Linked DNA regions of Mus musculus: all the other regions are linked to region 1. Evidence: chromatin loops called from intact Hi-C (ENCODE). Cell type or tissue: heart. All regions are shown on one strand. Links, peaks and the distances in the headings refer to the core of each region. The heading gives the core; the rest is flanking DNA.

Region 1 (5,767 bases), core at 325-5,324:
ATCAGTTCCCAAAAGGTCCAACTGAGGCTGGAGATCTACTTCCAAGGTGGCTCGCTGCATGGCTGGCAAGCTGGTGCTGGCTGCTGGTGAGGGGTCCTCAGCTTCTCCCCATCGGGATTGCTGGAGTGCTCCCCACCACACGGTGGCTGACTTCCCCACAGTGAAAGCAGGACAGTCTTTATGACCTTGTCTGAGAAATCAGACCATCATTTCTGAGACCAGTTTTGCAGACAGCTGCTTGCGACAGAGGCGTGACATCAGGAGGCAGGGTCATTGAAGACAATCCTGGGTGTGATGCAGTGCTCCCGTGCTCCCCAGCAATGTGCAATGGCAGTGTTGGTTGAGAAAAAGAAAAGCACTCAACACAGAGAGATAGCTGTTTCATAGCAGAAAGCAACAACGTAGCTCTTAGGCTTTCCTGATGAAAGTCCTCCCCCCCTCCCCCACTTCTTCTATTCTGTGGTTTTGGGGATCAAACTAAAGGCCTCACAACGACAGGCAGCCTCCGCCACCGAGCAACACACCCTCAACCTCCCTGATCTCTTTCTGTTTTTGCTTTGTTGTTTGATTCTTTGGGACAAGATCAAACGTAGCCCAGGTGGGCCTTGAACTTGCTGTGTAGCCAAGGGTGGCCCTGATCTCCTGATCTTCTTGCTTTTGTCTCTCTACCACTGAGATTAGGAGCATGGGTCTCCACACCCAAACTCCTTGAGTTTGTAATAAAAGTTGCACTAGAGCAGGGCGTGGTGGCGCATGCCTTTAATCCTAGCACTCGGGAGGTAGAGGCAGGCGGATTTCTGAGTTTGAGGCCAGCCTGGTCTACAAAGTGAGTGCCAGGACAGCCAGGGCTACACAGAGAAACCCTGTCTCGAAAAACCAAAAAAAAAAAAAAAGTTGCACTAGGGGATTTTCGTCATCAATAGTGTGAACATTGGAAAGGATTAGTGTAAACACAGATGATTTTGGTTTGTTTGGGGCGGGGTGTCTTAGGAAAAGAAAAATTTTAAAATAAAAATAATTTTTGAGAAAACATGTTTAATGTGATTTAAACACTGTGGAATGTGTATACATATCAAAATATCACACATTATTTCCTTAACATGCACAATTGTATGCCTTTATGTACCAGTTAATAATTTTAACTAGGGCTGCGGAGATAGTTCAGTAGGTGAAGTGAGGATGTTGCATAGACATGAAGATTTGAGTTTGATCCCCAGGACTCAAGTGGAAAAGCTGAGTGTGATGGTGGTGATTGTAACCCCAGTCCGGGAAGGTGGAGATAAGATTCCCTGGGTGTCCCTGGCCAGCTACCTACCCACCCACTCGACCAAACTCCATCTCTCTCTCTCTCTCAGAGATACCAATTTTTAAATATATTTTATGCTGCTCTGTGAATGCAGTTCCCAAGGAGGCCAGAAGGGGGCATCAGATACCCCTGGCGTTGGAGTTGCAGATGGCTGAGAGCCATCTGACTGGGGCTTGACAACTCTTCAGTGCTGGGCAAGGGACCTAACTCCAGCCCTTAGGCAGGGTGTGGTGGTGCACACCTCTAATCTCAGAGCTCGGGAGGCGGAAGCAGTCTCTGAGTTTGAGGCCAGCCTGGGTGTACATAGTGAGTTCCAAGGCTACACAGAGAGACCCTGTGTAACCTTGTTTCTCACCTTTTTGAAACCTATGGTCTATTATTGTCATTCATTGTCACCCTACTATGACACAGTTATCAGGCACGGGGTTCTGAGAAGTTGGAGAACAGCTATGCTCAATCAAGGCCTTGTCCTCAGCCCTTCCTAACAGGCTCTATTTTATTGTTGTTGTTGTTGTTATTTGTTTGTTTGTTTGTTTCAAGACTGGGTTTCTCTGTGTAGCTCTGGCTGTTCTGGAACTTGCCCTATGGCCTAGGATAGACTTGAACTCATGAAGATCAGACTGCCTCTGCCTTCCTAGTGCTGGGATTTTAAGGTGTGTTCCACTCCCACCTCCACCTCCACCCCCATCCTGCCCCAGGCCCTACTCCGAGTTTTGACCTGTAGGTTTCCCAGCTGTGGGTCACTTTTCGCGTCTTCCTTTTCCTTTACCGGAGGTCTGTTGGGGGCAGCTAGAGTTCAGCAGCTCTCTGTAGACTCCCTTCCCCTGTATTGTTTGTTCTCTGCACACATATGCCCTTTCCTAACCAAACAGCGCGGAGTCAAAGAAAGCTGAATAGGTCTCATAACCCCGTTTCCTGGTCACAAGACAGACAGTCGTCATCCCTGCCTTGTCTGCCTCCTGGTGTCTCGCAGGACCTCTCTATGTCCGTATTTGTTTCCAGCCGGGGTCCGGATGTAGGCTGAGCTTTTTACATTGCCCCTTAGACAGTCTCCAAGTCACACCTCCAGTCTTGCAAAAGGCTTATTGGCTACAGAGCCCGCTTTTCATGCTCACAGCGCCACCAAGTGGCTTACCTGGTGGAAGAACAGTCAATTATCTGGAGCGAATAGGATCCATCCAGGAGGAGCAGTCTCCTCACAGGGATGCCAGTGTTCCTGCTAGAACACGCCAATACAGACCTCCCTGACTTTTTCCGCTGTGACTTTGGTGTTTCTCCTTTCCTGTCTCTGAAGGAATGGGGTCTGTAGATAGGGAACTTAAGAAACTCTCTCATACCATAGTCTAATGACCCTAAGTTTGTATGGACCTGCAGCACATTCCCGCGGCACAGGTGCCTGGTTTCCATATCTCACCCCACCCCCACCTGCCCATCACCTGAGCTCGGTGCTACCTGCTCCTCCACCCGCGATTGTGCCTGCTGCATCTGCACTTTCCTGACACCTCTGCCTTCATCTCCTCCCGCGACTCCACCTCATTCTTCTTCATCAGCCCCTCCTTGCTGTCTGCACTCCACACCCCCTGCCCACACACCAATTCCGGAAACTATACCTCTCCAAACTCCAGGTGTCTGGACTCCTGGGTCCTCTAGGCCCAGACTGACCCACGGCCAGACGACTTTGGGCTAGATTCCATGTGCTTATCCTGACCATCTTGCCATCTGTGGAAAGAGATAGGGTGGGAGTCCATGTTGAAAGCAAAGCCTCCTCACTCAGGGCCTGCTTTGAAGCCCCGCCCCTGCTGAGCTTGTAGATTAGGGACCCAAAGCCTCTCCTGCCTTTTGACTCCAAGGCCAAGTTTCATCTTTCCATCTTAACCCAAACTATCCTGCATCTACGGAGGAGGACTCTCCTGTCCCCCAAATACTTCCATGTTCCTCATCTTCACAATGCAGAACACATACGCCTTTGACCCAGAAACATTTCATCAGCTACTCATCCTGAAACCCACATGCACTTCTGAAGGATGAGTGATAGACCCTTTCTCTCCCTCTGCGACAGATTAGAACAGATTAAAAATAGATAAAGGCAGGTTTATTAGGAGTCAGCTCTCCTGTGGGCTCACTGATCCCACAGGCGGAGGTCAGTGAAGCCACACACCTGGCCTAAAGCAAGAGGATTTCATAGAGTTTACTCGAGGAGTGATGGCGTGCCAGCGAGGCACTTTCCTGACACCTCTGCCTTCATCTCCACCAGCGAGGCACACCATGGACAAAAACAGCCCCTGGGCGGCCACTTTTAGGTGGGTGGTCAGAAAGGAGGAGAGATGGCTTCTAAGCCTGAGTTGTTTCCCTTGCAGGCTTTCCTTGGGTGAAGAAGAGCAAACAGGGTGTCTTAGTTTGTACAGGAGATAAGCAAGGGTTCCGACCAAACAGTGGGGATGAGATCTGCTCATCACCTCCACAACTCCTAACTGTAAAGGTGATGTGGATCTACTTCCATACAAAAGAGCTTGCAGGAAAAGTAAGAATCGGTTGCTAACTCCACAAGGGAAGAACTCCGGGCTTAGAAGCAATCGCTCCTCGTTCCTGACAACCCACCCAAAAGTGCCTGTCCAGGAGACTACTCAATTTTCAATGGATACATACGTCTAGAATAAAGACTCCTTCCTATGAAATACACACACACCTACACAAACATAACCACATACACACACACACACATACACACACACACACACACACACACACACACACAGAGAGAGAGAGAGAGAGAGAGAGAGAGAGAGAGAGAGAGAAGAGAGAGAAAGAGAGACCTACACAGACATAACCACAGACATACACATACACACACACACAGACACACACACACACACACACATGAAAAAGGGAGATAAGAGTTAGTTGCTCTAGATGTCAAGGATCCTATATGTTGATTATCTTTGAAGACAGTTGTTTTCTACCTCTAATCACTGAGCTTCTAGAAGCACGAGTCCTTATGTGTTCTTCAAGTCTAGCCCACATTACTCTTCCCTGCAGGACTCTGGCTCTCACAGGCTGAAGGGACTGCCCATGCTTTTTTGCTGAGAAAACACTTTAAAAAAAATTCTTTGACAATTTCATACATGCATGCAATTTATTTAGATCATTCTCACCTCTGACTCCATGTTCATATCCCACATATCCCCTCCAATCCCCCCCCCCCCCCCCCCCCGTCAATCCAGCAAGCACTGCCTGCTGGAGTGTTGCCCTGACCTGGTACAGGTGACCATAGCTACAGTAACTTTGAGAGTGTGATGTTCACACCCGGAAGACAGAATTCCACAGACTTCATTCCAGCCCTTCAGCTCCGACATTCCCTCTGCCTCCTCTCTCACAGTGTTCCCGGAGGGAGCTGGGGTGGACTGACACAGAGGCTGAGTACTCAGGTCACTTCTCTGTATGTCGATCAGTTGTGAGTCCCTGCATTGATGCCCACTGCAGAAAATGGGCCATCTGGCCCAGGGTGAGGGCAGCACTAACCTCAGAGGATAAAGGTAACTATTCAGTGGGCAGTTGGACAACATTTCGTTGTAGTAGAAGCAATTTAAGCTTATCCCCATCTAGCTTACAAATGAATGAGACTCAGACTGTGGTTGTTTTGTTTGGCTTTGGCAATTACTGGGATCACCCCTAATCTACTCTTCTAACTGCTGGCCTGGCTGCCTCCCCAGCAGTGTACCCCAGACACTTGCTGTTTCTCCTGGCCACGTGCTCACAGTCCATCTCCCCTCATGGAGGCGTCTTCTCTCTCCTCCTTCTCCTCCTGGTCTCTCTCTTCTTCACTCCCAATCAGGTAACTTAAAACCTACCTACCTCTAATCCTGCAAATAATTGGCTATAGCCAATTATTTGCAGGATTAGAGTTTTAAATCAAGGAACTAATAGTTTTAAATCAAGGAACAAGGTTTGCATAACAAAATCTTGTAAACATGACAATTCACTCATCGGCCTAGACCTTCAGGTACAGAATTTAGCATTACAATACATAGCGACAGACCAAACCACAACATGCTTTTACCATGCTCCTTGTGGTCTGGTATTTGCTTATTGACTCATGCATATGAATTCCTACTGATTGGAACTCTGAGGTAATAGATCCTGTCTAATTGAGTTTTAGATTCCTGTTAAAGGGAAATTGTTCTGACAATTGCCTAAACCTCAGAAAACAGTTTAAGACTAGCTCCGTGAGCTATGACTATTGGAGCTCAACTCCAATTGCAACAAGGCCAAAGGGGAGCATTTATAGCCAAGGACAGGATTAGGGAGCCAATGGATTGAACATTAATAAAGAACCTGAGGGGCATGGGGTTCTGGCTGAAGGCAAGCCAAAGACTTAGAAAGAACAAGGAACAGGGAACTTAATCACATATGGAGTGGGGTGGATATCAAAATACAGGGATTGTTGTTAAACTCACCCAGCAG
Region 2 (5,767 bases), core at 235-5,234, 400 kb before region 1:
GCTTATGGAGAAAGTCTTAAGTGCAGGAAGGGAGCTGTATCTGCTCCCGGTACAGTTCAATACCCTTTCAGAAGCCAGATTATCTGTTTTAATCTGCAACCATCCTGTAAGGTGGTTGTTCTGATTTACATATGGGCACATTGAGAAGGAGACTGATAAACTAGTTCTCCTGGGGCATAGAGCTAGTAAGCACAGAGCAGGGCTTCAAACCCAGCGTGCCTACCTTTCTACGCGCGCGCGCACACACACACACGTTTATTCAACTATTATCTCTCTATCATCTATCTATACTTCAACTATCATCTATTTATCATCTATCATTTATCTATCTACACGAATGTGCACAGAAAGACATGAAAAGAGAAGGGAGGCTATTTGAGAATAGGAATGGAAGGAGAAGGAAGCAGAGGAGGAGAGCAAGAGAGAGAAATGGGAAATAAGAGTGGTCAAAACTCATGATGTAATTGAACGATACTGCCACTGTATGGATAGATTCAAGGACAGAATAATTGCCTTCGGTTGTGTACTTACTGGTGACCTCGCTAAGCCCAATAAGTAGTTCTAATCAAATATGCACTAAGTGACCTTGAATAAACTAAAAGCCAATCCAAAAGTCATGAATCTGAGAAATGGACTGGTAGGGATAGAAGGGGTAATGAGATGTGTGTGTGTTTCCTATATATATGTCTTAGTCAGGGTTTCTATTCCTGCACAAACATCATGACCAAGAAGCAAGTTGGGGAGGAAAGGGTTTATTCGGCTTACATTTCCATACTGCTGTTGATCACCAAAGGATGCAGGACTGGAACTCAAGCAGGTCAGAAAGCAGGAGCTGATGCAGAGGCCATGGAGGGATGTTCTTTACTGGCTTGCTTCACCTGGCTTGCTCAGCCTGCTCTCTTATAAAACCCAAGACTACCAGCCCAGAGATGGTCCCACCCACAAGGGGCCTTTCCCCCTTGATCACTAATTGAGAAAATGCCTTACAGTTGGATCTCATGGAGGCATTTCCTCAACTGAAGCTCCTTTCTCTGTGATAACTCCAGCGGTGTCAAGTTGACACAAAACTAGCCAGTACAATTGACCCCTTGACACACAAAAACATCACTAGTAAGCCTCAACCCTTACATTCTTATTCATCCCCAAGATCTAAACAACTTTAAAAGTCCCACAGCCTTTACATATTCTTAAAATTTCAATCTCTTTAAAATATCCATCTTTTTAAAAATCCAAAGTCTTTTTACAATTAAAAGTCTCTTAACTGTGGGCTCCACTAAAACAGTTTCTTCTTTCAAGAGGGAAAATATAAGGGCACAGTCACAATCAAAAGCAAAAGTCAATCTCCAACCGTCCAATGTCTGGGATCCAACTCACGATCTTCTGGGCTCCTCTAAGGGCTTGGGTCACTTCTCCAGCCATGCCCTTTGTAGCACACGCGTCATCCTCTAGGCTCCAGATGCCTGTACCCCACTGCTGCTGCTGCTCTTGGTGGTCATCTCATGGTACTGGCATCTCCAAAACACTGCATGACCCCTTCAGTCCTGGGCCATCAATTGCAACTGAGGCTGCACTTTCACCAATGGCCTTCCATGGCCTCTCACAGTGCCAAGCCTCAGCTGCTCTGCTCAACTCCTTCATGCCTTCAAAACCAACCAGTACCACCTGGGTGACCCTTACACATTACCAAGTCTAGCCACAGCACAATGTACAACGTTGGCTATATCTGGAACACAGCCACTGTGCTCTCAGAAAACACTTCCCAGAAGATGTCACCTCAATGATGCTGGTCTCTTCTTAATCACCGCTAATTTCTTAGCTCCGGCTAACCAGCATCAATAGTCCCAGTAATGCAAAGTTTTTGCTTTAGTAGTTCTGGTATCTTGTTAATCACAGCTGATTCTTCAGCCCCAGCTAACCAGAACTACAGAATCTTCACAATCAAAACAACAATGGCCCTCAAAAGAGTCTTTAATTTTCCCTCTGAAATTTCACAACCCAGGCCTCCATCTTCTGCACTGTCCTCAACATTATCTTCCAAGCTCCTACAAAACATCTGACAGAGCTCTTAACAACGAATGGATCTTCAAGCCCAAAGTTCCAAAGTCCTTCCACAGACCTCCCCAAAACATGGTCAGGTTGTCACAGAAATACCCCACTCTGCTGGTACCAATTTGTCTTAGTCAGGGTTTCTATTCCTGCACAAACATCATGACCAAGAAGCAAGTTGGGGAGGAAAGGGTTTATTCGGCTTACATTTCCATACTGCTGTTGATCACCAAAGGATGCAGGACTGGAACTCAAGCAGGTCAGAAAGCAGGAGCTGATGCAGAGGCCATGGAGGGATGTTCTTTACTGGCTTGCTTCACCTGGCTTGCTCAGCCTGCTCTCTTATAAAACCCAAGACTACCAGCCCAGAGATGGTCCCACCCACAAGGGGCCTTTCCCCCTTGATCACTAATTGAGAAAATGCCTTACAGTTGGATCTCATGGAGGCATTTCCTCAACTGAAGCTCCTTTCTCTGTGATAACTCCAGCGGTGTCAAGTTGACACAAAACTAGCCAGTACAATATATATGTGTATGTGTGCATGCATGCATTTTTACTTTACTTTTAAAAGTATTTCATGTCTTACTGGGAGCATACCATGGCACATGTATGGAGGTTAGAGGATAACTTATGGGGGCGGGGTTCTCTCCTCCCGACATGTGGGTCCTGGGGATTGGACTTAGGTCATTAGGCTCTGCCAACGGTGCATTTACCCTCTGAGCCATCTGTCCAGCCCAGATAGGTGTTTTTGAAGTTTTGGAAAGGTGCATAAAAGACTAAGGCTACAGTTTACCTAGGGAAGTGTGGGAACTGGGCAGATGGAACTCCAAGCGTGTGTAACTTCTGTCACAGTGTCCTTTAATTAATGCTCTGTTTCCATATGAATCTTTCTCAGAAATTCCACACTGCTTATGGAAAAGCAGAAATAAAAAGGATGGACACTGTGTATCTGTTTGGTGTTAGGTACCTGGCTCAGGACCTCAAAGAGACTTGTAGAGTAAGAACCTTTCGGCTAGACCAAAAGGTTTCAGAGAGAGAGAGAGAGGAAGGAGAGAGAGAATATGAATTTATAGAGTTTTAATTCTGACAGATTAGAGATTTCATGCTTGGTCCATGGAGAAGAACATCAAAATGTGCATTATTCTAACAAATAGCAAATTCTGACAATCAAAGATGCCAAGGAAACTCAGTTAAGTGCACACACAAATGTATTCTATAGTTTTCCAGCAGAGGGCACCTTAGGCTCTACTAACTGCGGTGGGTGGCAGGCCAGCAGTCTGAAAGCCATTTGTTGGCAGACTTGTTTTCTTAGACCTTCTCTGCTGTGGTTTGAGTAAGGAACATATGGAGGTGGGAAGCCAGAGGGTAGAGCTTAGGAAAGAAGCCAGGAGACTCCAGCTCATCACTAGCTCTGCCACTGGCTGACTGTTAATGAGCCAATAGTGTTGGGTTTCAATTCAGAGGAGAGAGTTACGCTCCAGCCACCGCTTTATAGCCCACTGGTGCTGACAGCACACATTGCTACAATAGCTACGTCCCAGCAATTCCGCGGAATCAGTATAGAGCCATGGCTTTACATGCTGTACCTCCAAGCCCCAGGGAAATTCACTGCCTTCTAGAAATACCAGTGACTGTCATCTTTTAAACAGAAGCTTCTTTTGCTTAAAAAAATAAATCAACGTGTGCCTCCTGGATGCCCTGGCACACTGCTATGGTGATAGCTTTAGCTTCTTGTTCCTGAGATGGGCAGCTGTGGAGGTCAGGGTGGTTGTGATCAGGGGAGGAGTATTAAAGGTGATACTGTGAGTCCCATTGGGCCCCCTGAAGATTAGGGCTGGGGAGATGACCTTCTGGGGGCTAGGTTAGAAGGATGAGCAGGGGCCGAGGGTGTCTCTGGCAGAAGCTGAGGTGTGGCTTCACAGGGACAACAGGTGATGGACAAGCCTCTCTAACTGGTGGAGCCCATAGACCTGGGGGTGTTCTGCTAGGCAGCTGGCTCTACGATGCACTACTGTTTGAGCCTCCAGCTCAGAAGCTACTATCTTAGGCCCTGTTCTTAGAATTGGCCAAAACAATTATTTACAGGAGGGAGGGGAGATGGGAGAGCAGGCAGGAAAGCCTAGTCCATGGTCTGAGATTCAGAGCCAACACTGTAAGAAGGTGCACACCTTAAATCGAAGCTTTCAGAAGGAATGAGAGAGTTCCAGGATTACACAGAGAAATCCTGTCATGGGGGAGGGGCAGGGAAGCTCCCTCGATCCCTTGGATTTTCTTGTTCCTACTCTTCCACCACCTCACTCTTCCATATTCTCTGTCCCTTCCAATCTTTTCCTTTCTCTCTCTCTCTTTTTTTCCTATCTTGTGTTTTCTGGGGTTTCTTGCAGGGGCCGCTCTGTTGAGCTTAGCTCTGAGCAGAAGAGCAGGGACTCAGCTTTTACTGGGAGGGTGACTGACATGCAGACGCCTCCTGCTGTGGTCAAATAGAATGTGGTTGGGCCATCTCCCAGAAGAAAGGCCGCCTTGGCTCCTGTCCCATCTAGCACCACCAAGGAGCACAGCAGGCACAATCCACTACCAGGGCTACAGACAAAAGCTGGCCGCCTACTTGCTTGATTTTGTGGGTTTCAGCCAAAAGGTTTGTGGTCCTCCCGAAGTATGTATCATATAATGAATTGCTGTACCCAATGTCACGCACATTTAAATTTCATGGAAGAAGTTAATGACACCGGCAGAAGTTGTGATCTTTTCTTCTCACACCAACCACATTGTCCTGCTGCCTGCCGTTTGGCACACGTCCTTTGACTAAAGAGTCCTCATGGCAAAAAAAGAGTCCCTGTGGGTGATGGAAGACTCTGGGTCTGCTCCCGGGCTGAGGGTCCCTCCTTAACAACTTGGTTGCTAATGGTCATGGGCTTGGTTACCTATGTACTTCCCTCAGAGGTCATGCTGGTCCTTACTTAGGACTTTGTCTTAGTCAGGGTTTCTATTCCTGTACAAACATCATGACCAAGAAACAAGTTGGGGAGGAAAGGGTTTATTCAGCTTACACTTCCATGCTGCTGTTCATCACCAAGGAAGTCAGGGCTGGAACTCAAGCAGGTCAGGAAGCAGGAGCTGATGCAGAGGCCATGGAGGGATGTTCTTTACTGGCTTGCCTCCCCTGGCTTGCTCAGCCTGCTCTCTTATAGAACCAAGACTGCCAGCCCCGAGATGGTCCTACCCACAAGGGGCCTTTCCCCCTTGATCACTAATTGAGAAAATGCCTTACAGCTGGATCTCCTGGAGGCATTTCCTCAACTGAAGCTCCTTTTTCTGTGATAACTCCAGCCTGTGTCAAGTTGACACAGAACTAGCTGGTACGGACTTGTTCCAGCCCAAATACTCGTGAGAAGTGACCCAGCTTACCCCCAGGTGGACAGCTGAAGGGTGGGGAGTGGGAGGGAAGAAGAGAGGCCAGAGAGGAGAAGCAGATGTACTATTTTTTTTTTTTTGGTTGATCTGGTGTCTAGTGTCATTTCTGTTGCTCTGATGAGCACAAGGAACCCAGAGGAGTAATGGCCCATCTGTCTTACAGCTCCAGGTCACAGTCTGTCATTTTGTGGAAGTCAAGGCAGGATCCCGAGCAACTGACCACAACATATCACAGTCATGAGCGGAGAGAAGTGAGCGCATCGGTGCTGTCTGCTTGCTTTGCTAACTTTCTACTGTCCAATAGCTCAGG
Region 3 (5,767 bases), core at 235-5,234, 47 kb before region 1:
CCTGTCACACTGCCACCTGTCCCCAACAAATTAAAATAACTGTTAAATCTACAGGTATCAGTCAACACCAACAAATCTTATCAACTGAGTGAACAATAAGTGAACACACTATAAGTTACATAAACCAATACTTAGACATGGTATCTCAAGTGCAGAAGTAGGAAAGAATAAGGAAAGCAACAGCTGTCAAAGTCCCTGTGACAGACAAAGCAAGTCCTGGAGCCAAACCGACCCCAACCAAGCAAGACCCACCAAAGAGGAGCCACCCACTTCTACCCCAAACCTGAGCCTGGAAGGCCTCAGGTCTGCAGGAAGGGGGGTTCAGGCTTGAAGGTAAAAATGAAAGGATTGCTAGGTGGTGGCCCACGGTTTTAATCCCAGTTAATCCCAGCACGGGGGAGGCAGAGGCAGATTTATCTCTGAGTTTGTGTACCCCATCATGCCCCGGCCATCCTGGTCTACATAGCCAGTTAGTTCCAGGCTAGCCACAACTACTACACACCCCTGTTCTCAAAATAAATAAATAAACAAATAAATAAATAAATAAATAAATAAAATAAAATAAAAATATGGCCTAACCCAGGAGCATTAGCTATTGTTTGTAACCCTAGCATTCAGGAGGTTGAGGCAAAACTGTCCTACAGTAGGGTAAAACCTGCCTCAAAAAACTGAGAGGGCTAGCGGAGGGAGGAGACTGGTTAAAGCTGGCTGGGTATGATAGAGTGGCAGACTGCATGATTAGGATGCACGAGGCTCTGGGTTGGATATCAGTGCGAGGGAGGCAGAACTCCACCCCTAGAACTTCCACCATGTTCAGTGCTGGGTGGAAAATAAGCAACAAAAGGACTCCAGATTGATCCTTCTCCCACCCTTCCGTAGGCAGCTCCTGCAGAGTACCAGAGCAGGGATATGTTAACTAAGCAAAGGCAATAGAGACCTTTGTACACCTCACCTTACCTAGAGGCCCCACCACAACCCTTCACACCAATCATACTCAAGTTCCTGGTTTCCCTTTTGATTTTCAAAAGTTCTACTGCATAGAGTTCCACCTCACACATAGCTAATATTTTCCTTACATCAGTACATCAAAAGTCAGTGGCCAACCGGAGACTCCTATATCTAAAGGTTTCTACCCATACCATAAAAGGGCCGTAGCCTAGAATGCTGAGCCAGCACCTCCAGGGAACAGTTTCAACCTGGAGCCAAGAGCGCCAACCCTCCACTGCCTGACTAGTCTGAAAACATTTAGGCCAACGTCAAGGGGAATGCTGGAAATCTCTGCTGGCACCTGGGCTGGTGAAGCACAGGCGTGGGCCCGGCTCGCCCCACCCCACTAGCAGTCCCGTAGGCCTGGGTCACGTGGCTTTAAAGGAGCAGAGGTCATTTTCCTCCACCTTCTTTTAAGCATGAGTTTTTTTTTTTTTTAAGGAAGGAAGGAGGGATTAAGAAATGAAACCGTTTCCCTCTGTAGTCCCACTGTTGTGGAATCCATTACATAGCCCAGGCTGGTTTCCAATGCACAGCGATTCTCCTGCCTCAGCCTTCCAAGTGCCGTGATTGCCTTGCTCTGGTATGGCTCTGGGGACTCTGGAGTTTTAGGTCACCATGGCCAGAGCCTATGGGAAACAACTGTCCCCTGAACGGCTTCGAACAAAGATGACACCTTCACCAACATTTTGCAAATGCTACTCTGAATCCGGGGACTGCAGACCATACCTCCACAGCAGTCCCTCACAGGAAGCACCTGGAGATCAGTCTTCCCGAGACACTAAAAGGAGTTAAACTTCCCTTTCAATCCCACAATTTATCTCCCTTCCCAAACACGTGAGGGGATCTGGTTAGGTGGAGGTAAGGTGCGGATGGGTTTTAGTCCTTTACTCTTGGGCCCTAGGGGACCAAGTCCAATTTACCTATCTCTTGGTCCGCACGCCCAGCACTCTGGGAGAGGATGCTATCTCTCCCGGCTAGCAGGGCCCTGACTGAAGGAGGCTGTCCTGCAAGTACCTTTCCTCCATCACATTGGCCATTCCCCTCCAGAGAAAGGTTCTGGGAGAGCCCCTATCCTTTAGCTCTGCTTCTCTTCCTGTTTCTCGGTTTAACTCTTCGTGCAGGTTCCACCCCAGCCACCCACTACCAGGTTCCCATTCTCAATAGAACAGGTCTTTTAGGGTGCCAGGCACTGCGTGGGTTTGTGTGTGGAAAAGTTCCCGGGGCAGATTCTTTAGAATAAGCCACAAACCTGCACTAGATGCAGGTCGATACTCGCCCTGAGCACCCCTGAGACTTGCAATCTGCGAGCTGGAAGGGCCAGAGCTGAACCCTTCCCTTTAAGCTCCTCCCTCGGAGCTCCCCGAAGTCCCCACCTCCGCCCTTGAAGTGCGCCAAGGCCACTGGAAAGAAGCCGATCACCGCGGGGTCACCAGGCTCGGCCCTAAAGCGTGAAAGCTGGAGCTCTGCCGGTCTAGCCTGCGGGAGCCTAAGACCGCGATCCGCCAGGGCGAGCAGCATCTAGGGCCGCGGAGGAACCGCGCCTGCGCCCTGGGCAAGTGAAGGGCCTGTCTCCACCACCGCTGCTCAGCCCGCTCCCCCGACCCCAGCCAAAGTGACTTCCGCCATGGAGCCACTGTGCCCCGGGCAAACTCACCGAGCGCAGCGCGACAGCCTGGGCCTGCAGCCACCAAGCCAAACGGAGCCGCTCCTGGCCTCTCCCGTGCACTCCTAAGTACCCGCGCAGCTCCGCCCTCCGCTGGGGGCTGATTCGTCACGTGATGCTTGACCGCGCCCCCGCCCCTGCCGGCCCCTCCCCCTTCATCCCGGGACTCTGCAAGCTGTGTTAAACCCAAAAGAAACTGGTGGTTTGTCTGCTCTCTTTCCATTTCGCACAGAGATGCTCTCCAGGGACCTCTGCAGGTACCCTGCACTGGGAAGATACAACATCTTCGTGACATGCATTCCTCGGGAAGGCCCCGCTGGCTCGGGGACCTGGAAATGTCTGGAGGAGCCTCCTGGCCTTATATTCTGAAGCTCAGACTATAATGGCGTAGAAATACTCAAACCAAGGGAAGCAACCAAAAACTAGAACTGGGCTGGGATTGTAGCCCAGAAGTAGAGCTCTTACTTACCAAGCCCAAGGCCCTGGGTTCGATCCCTAGTTTAAAAAGAAAGAGAGAAACCAAAACCCCATGAATTTTGTCCAAGGCATGTTATGAAATTCAGAACTCCTGCCAGGCCATATGAACCTCCCCCCATCTTGTGTGGTAAGCTAGCCAGTGAGAAGCTGGCTGACCTAGTTGATCTGACAGGTCATAGCATACCCCCACCCCCACCCCAGGGTCGAGCACCCTCAGATCTCTCCAATCCTTAGGTCTATCCTGTAATATAGGAATGGCCTCATGTCAGCATGGTATCTTGTAGCCAGGCTTGTGACGATAAGAAAGGTTTGGATCTAGTGGATTCCAAGGTTCTATTGGTAGGCTCCCAGTTAAGGACAGGAGTGGAAGTGTAGTTACTGAACCCCAGTTAAGTGGAATACAGGAAGAACTCAGAAAACTTGCGGAAAGGCAGGTCCATGGCCATCTGTCCAAGGCCAGCTGTCCCAGCTGCTGACAACAGGTAGAAACTGGCTGCTTATTTTAGGGTAAAAAGTCCAAACAAAAATGAGCAGCCTTTCTTGGCTAAAAGCCCAAAATGTCCTCTGACATGCCCAGAGCCTGGCCCTTGGCAGGAGCTAGAGATGTTTAAGTGTCTAAGCCAAAAGTGTCTCTGGCTGCCAGGAAGGGGGTCTTCAAGTCTTTTCCACAAAGGAGTGACCTTTCCTGGAAGCCATACTGAGGCTGTGACCCAAACTGAAATGACTTCAACACCTGGAATGAAAACTGGACTGACCAGCTAGCTCAACCTTCTTCCTGCCTCCATCCCACTAAAGGCTACAGTCCTATTAACCCCCAGGCTTTGGGGGGCTCCAGGATGGGATCCGACTCCCTCCAGGGACCCCACGGGCTGCTCAAGACCTTTGCCTTCTTTCTCTCCCTTCAGCTCCCTACAGTCCTTCCCACCTTCCTAAAACTCACCTTCTGTGGTCCATGAATTTCCTTCCTCAAAACTGAGAGACAAGAACCCAGAAGTACCTGGCTTGGGCTGACTTCAGTGGTGCTGAAAAAGGCTTCATTTTAAAATGTTAGAATATTCCCATATCACTGCCTGCTCACCCCAGCCTGTCCAGACAGCTGCAGAGTCCAGCCTGCACATCAGTGTTTCATAGATCATCTTCCCCCTGGACACATAGACCGTAGTAAATCCTTCCTTTATAGCGCCTCAGATGAGCTGAGGGCTACACATGCATTATCACAGTGTGTTAATAAAGGAGAGGCTTCTGAAGCGAAACAATGATAAGCAGTCACATGTGAGATAAACCCGTAGTCCTAACACTTGGGAAATTTGGGGGCTATAGGGTCAATCTGAGCTACACAGCACATTCAAATCCAACCTGGGCTACAGGAGACCCTGTCTCAAATGACCAACATACAGGGCTGTGAATATAGTTCAACTGGTAGAGTTATCCTGACTTGTATGCTTAGAGTTCTGGGTTCCATCCCTAGCCCTCCATAAACCTGGCATCGTGGTTCTCACTATGAGATGGAAGCAGAAAGGTCAAAGTTCAAGACCGCAGCATCAGTTTGATGGCTCAGCTGGCAAAAGTGCTTCCTACACAGCCCAATGACCTATACCACTTTGATCCCTGGAAACCACAGTAGAAGGAGAGAACACATTCCAAAAAAGTTGTCCTCTAATACTCATGCCATAGCTCACGCACCCCTCAACTCTCTCTCCCTCTCCATCTCTCTCTCTCTCTCTAATAATAATAATAATAATAATAATAATAATAATAATAATTTTAGAAGCTCAAAGCTATCCATATCTCCCTAGTGATTTGTGGCCAGCATGGGTTACAAGAGACTGCATATCAAATAAATAACCAAATAACCAAATGAATACGACCAGAGTAGACTCTTCTGGAGAGTCCGTCTGTGGGAAACTTTAGGAGGAAGCTATCCCAGCATACTTAAATCCCTTCATGCACACTTTGAGTCCTCCGCCTCCTAAGGGATAAGAATGTGCTATGTTGTTCCTTGCTGTATTCTGCATGGTGCCTGCCTGTCACCAGGTAGAGGGCAGAGACAATGGGTGTGCACACGAAGTGAACCTTGAAGATTGAGTCCAGGTTCAGCTTTACCAGCTCACCTAGGGCTCAGGGCTTGTTCTTAGAATGTTTAGAGGGATCTTGCCCTGAGTGTGTAAAAGTGTTTTTCTAGTGAACATGTGGACAGGAGACTGGGCATACGCCCTGAAGAAATATGGTTGCTCATATTAACGTTACCAAATATGCACAGCGGTATTATTCACAGGCGCCTAGAGATGGAAACAACTTCTGTTTATCAACTGATGCTTGGATAAACAAAATGTCCCACAATCGCAAAACAGGGTGTGACTCAGCTATCAAAAATGCTGCGCTACCACATACACTGTGGATGAACCTTCAAGACTGTGTTAAGTCAGGGAAGGACCTCATGCTGTGTGCTCCCACTTCCACTTACAGCAAGAGAAAGCTAGCATAGAGATAGATTAGCAGGTAACCAATGGTGCCTTGGGAGAAGAGCTTTGAGTCTGGGAAGGACCCTATGGGGCCTCGGGGCCTCGGGGAGCACTTGTTAAAGTGCTGACAACTACAGACTCATGCACTTCATTTTATCTTTAGTATTTTGGGGAT

The links. Peaks named below come from ENCODE experiments on the same cell type or tissue, not always from the same donor. Only the 100,000 strongest peaks of a DNase experiment are listed, where the experiment ranks them.
Region 2: a loop joins it to region 1, with 2.5 times the contacts of the local background. A loop is called at or near these places in 14 of 42 quality-filtered maps.
Region 3: it touches region 1 in a loop (2.0-fold over the local background); 10 of 42 quality-filtered maps call a loop at or near these places.

Annotation. Positions count from the first base shown.
Region 1 is chr14:63,073,018-63,078,784 of GRCm38, reverse strand. Gm35908 (a long non-coding RNA gene) reads right to left here. Exons shown (of 4, transcript XR_874690.2): 3 at 2,917-3,025; 4 at 1,410-2,441. Among named protein-coding and RNA genes, the nearest start is that of Gm35908, 5.1 kb to the right of the region's middle. In heart, for the core only: CTCF peaks have their summits at 1,414 (motif pointing right) and 2,435 (motif pointing left); DNase peaks (open chromatin) are centred at 474 and 2,264; H3K4me3 peaks cover 1,007 bases; H3K27ac peaks cover 3,424 bases.
Region 2 is chr14:63,468,791-63,474,557 of GRCm38, reverse strand. No RefSeq gene overlaps it. Among named protein-coding and RNA genes, the nearest start is that of Gm17232, 22 kb to the left of the region's middle. In heart, for the core only: a CTCF peak has its summit at 3,266 (motif pointing right); no DNase peak of the experiment used is centred there; H3K27me3 peaks cover 491 bases.
Region 3 is chr14:63,119,443-63,125,209 of GRCm38, reverse strand. It overlaps Ctsb (cathepsin B), which reads right to left and starts at 2,748. Exons shown (of 10, transcript NM_007798.3): 1 at 2,645-2,748. In heart, for the core only: no CTCF peak of the experiment used is centred there; DNase peaks (open chromatin) are centred at 1,289 and 2,729; H3K4me3 peaks cover 2,610 bases; H3K27ac peaks cover 2,700 bases.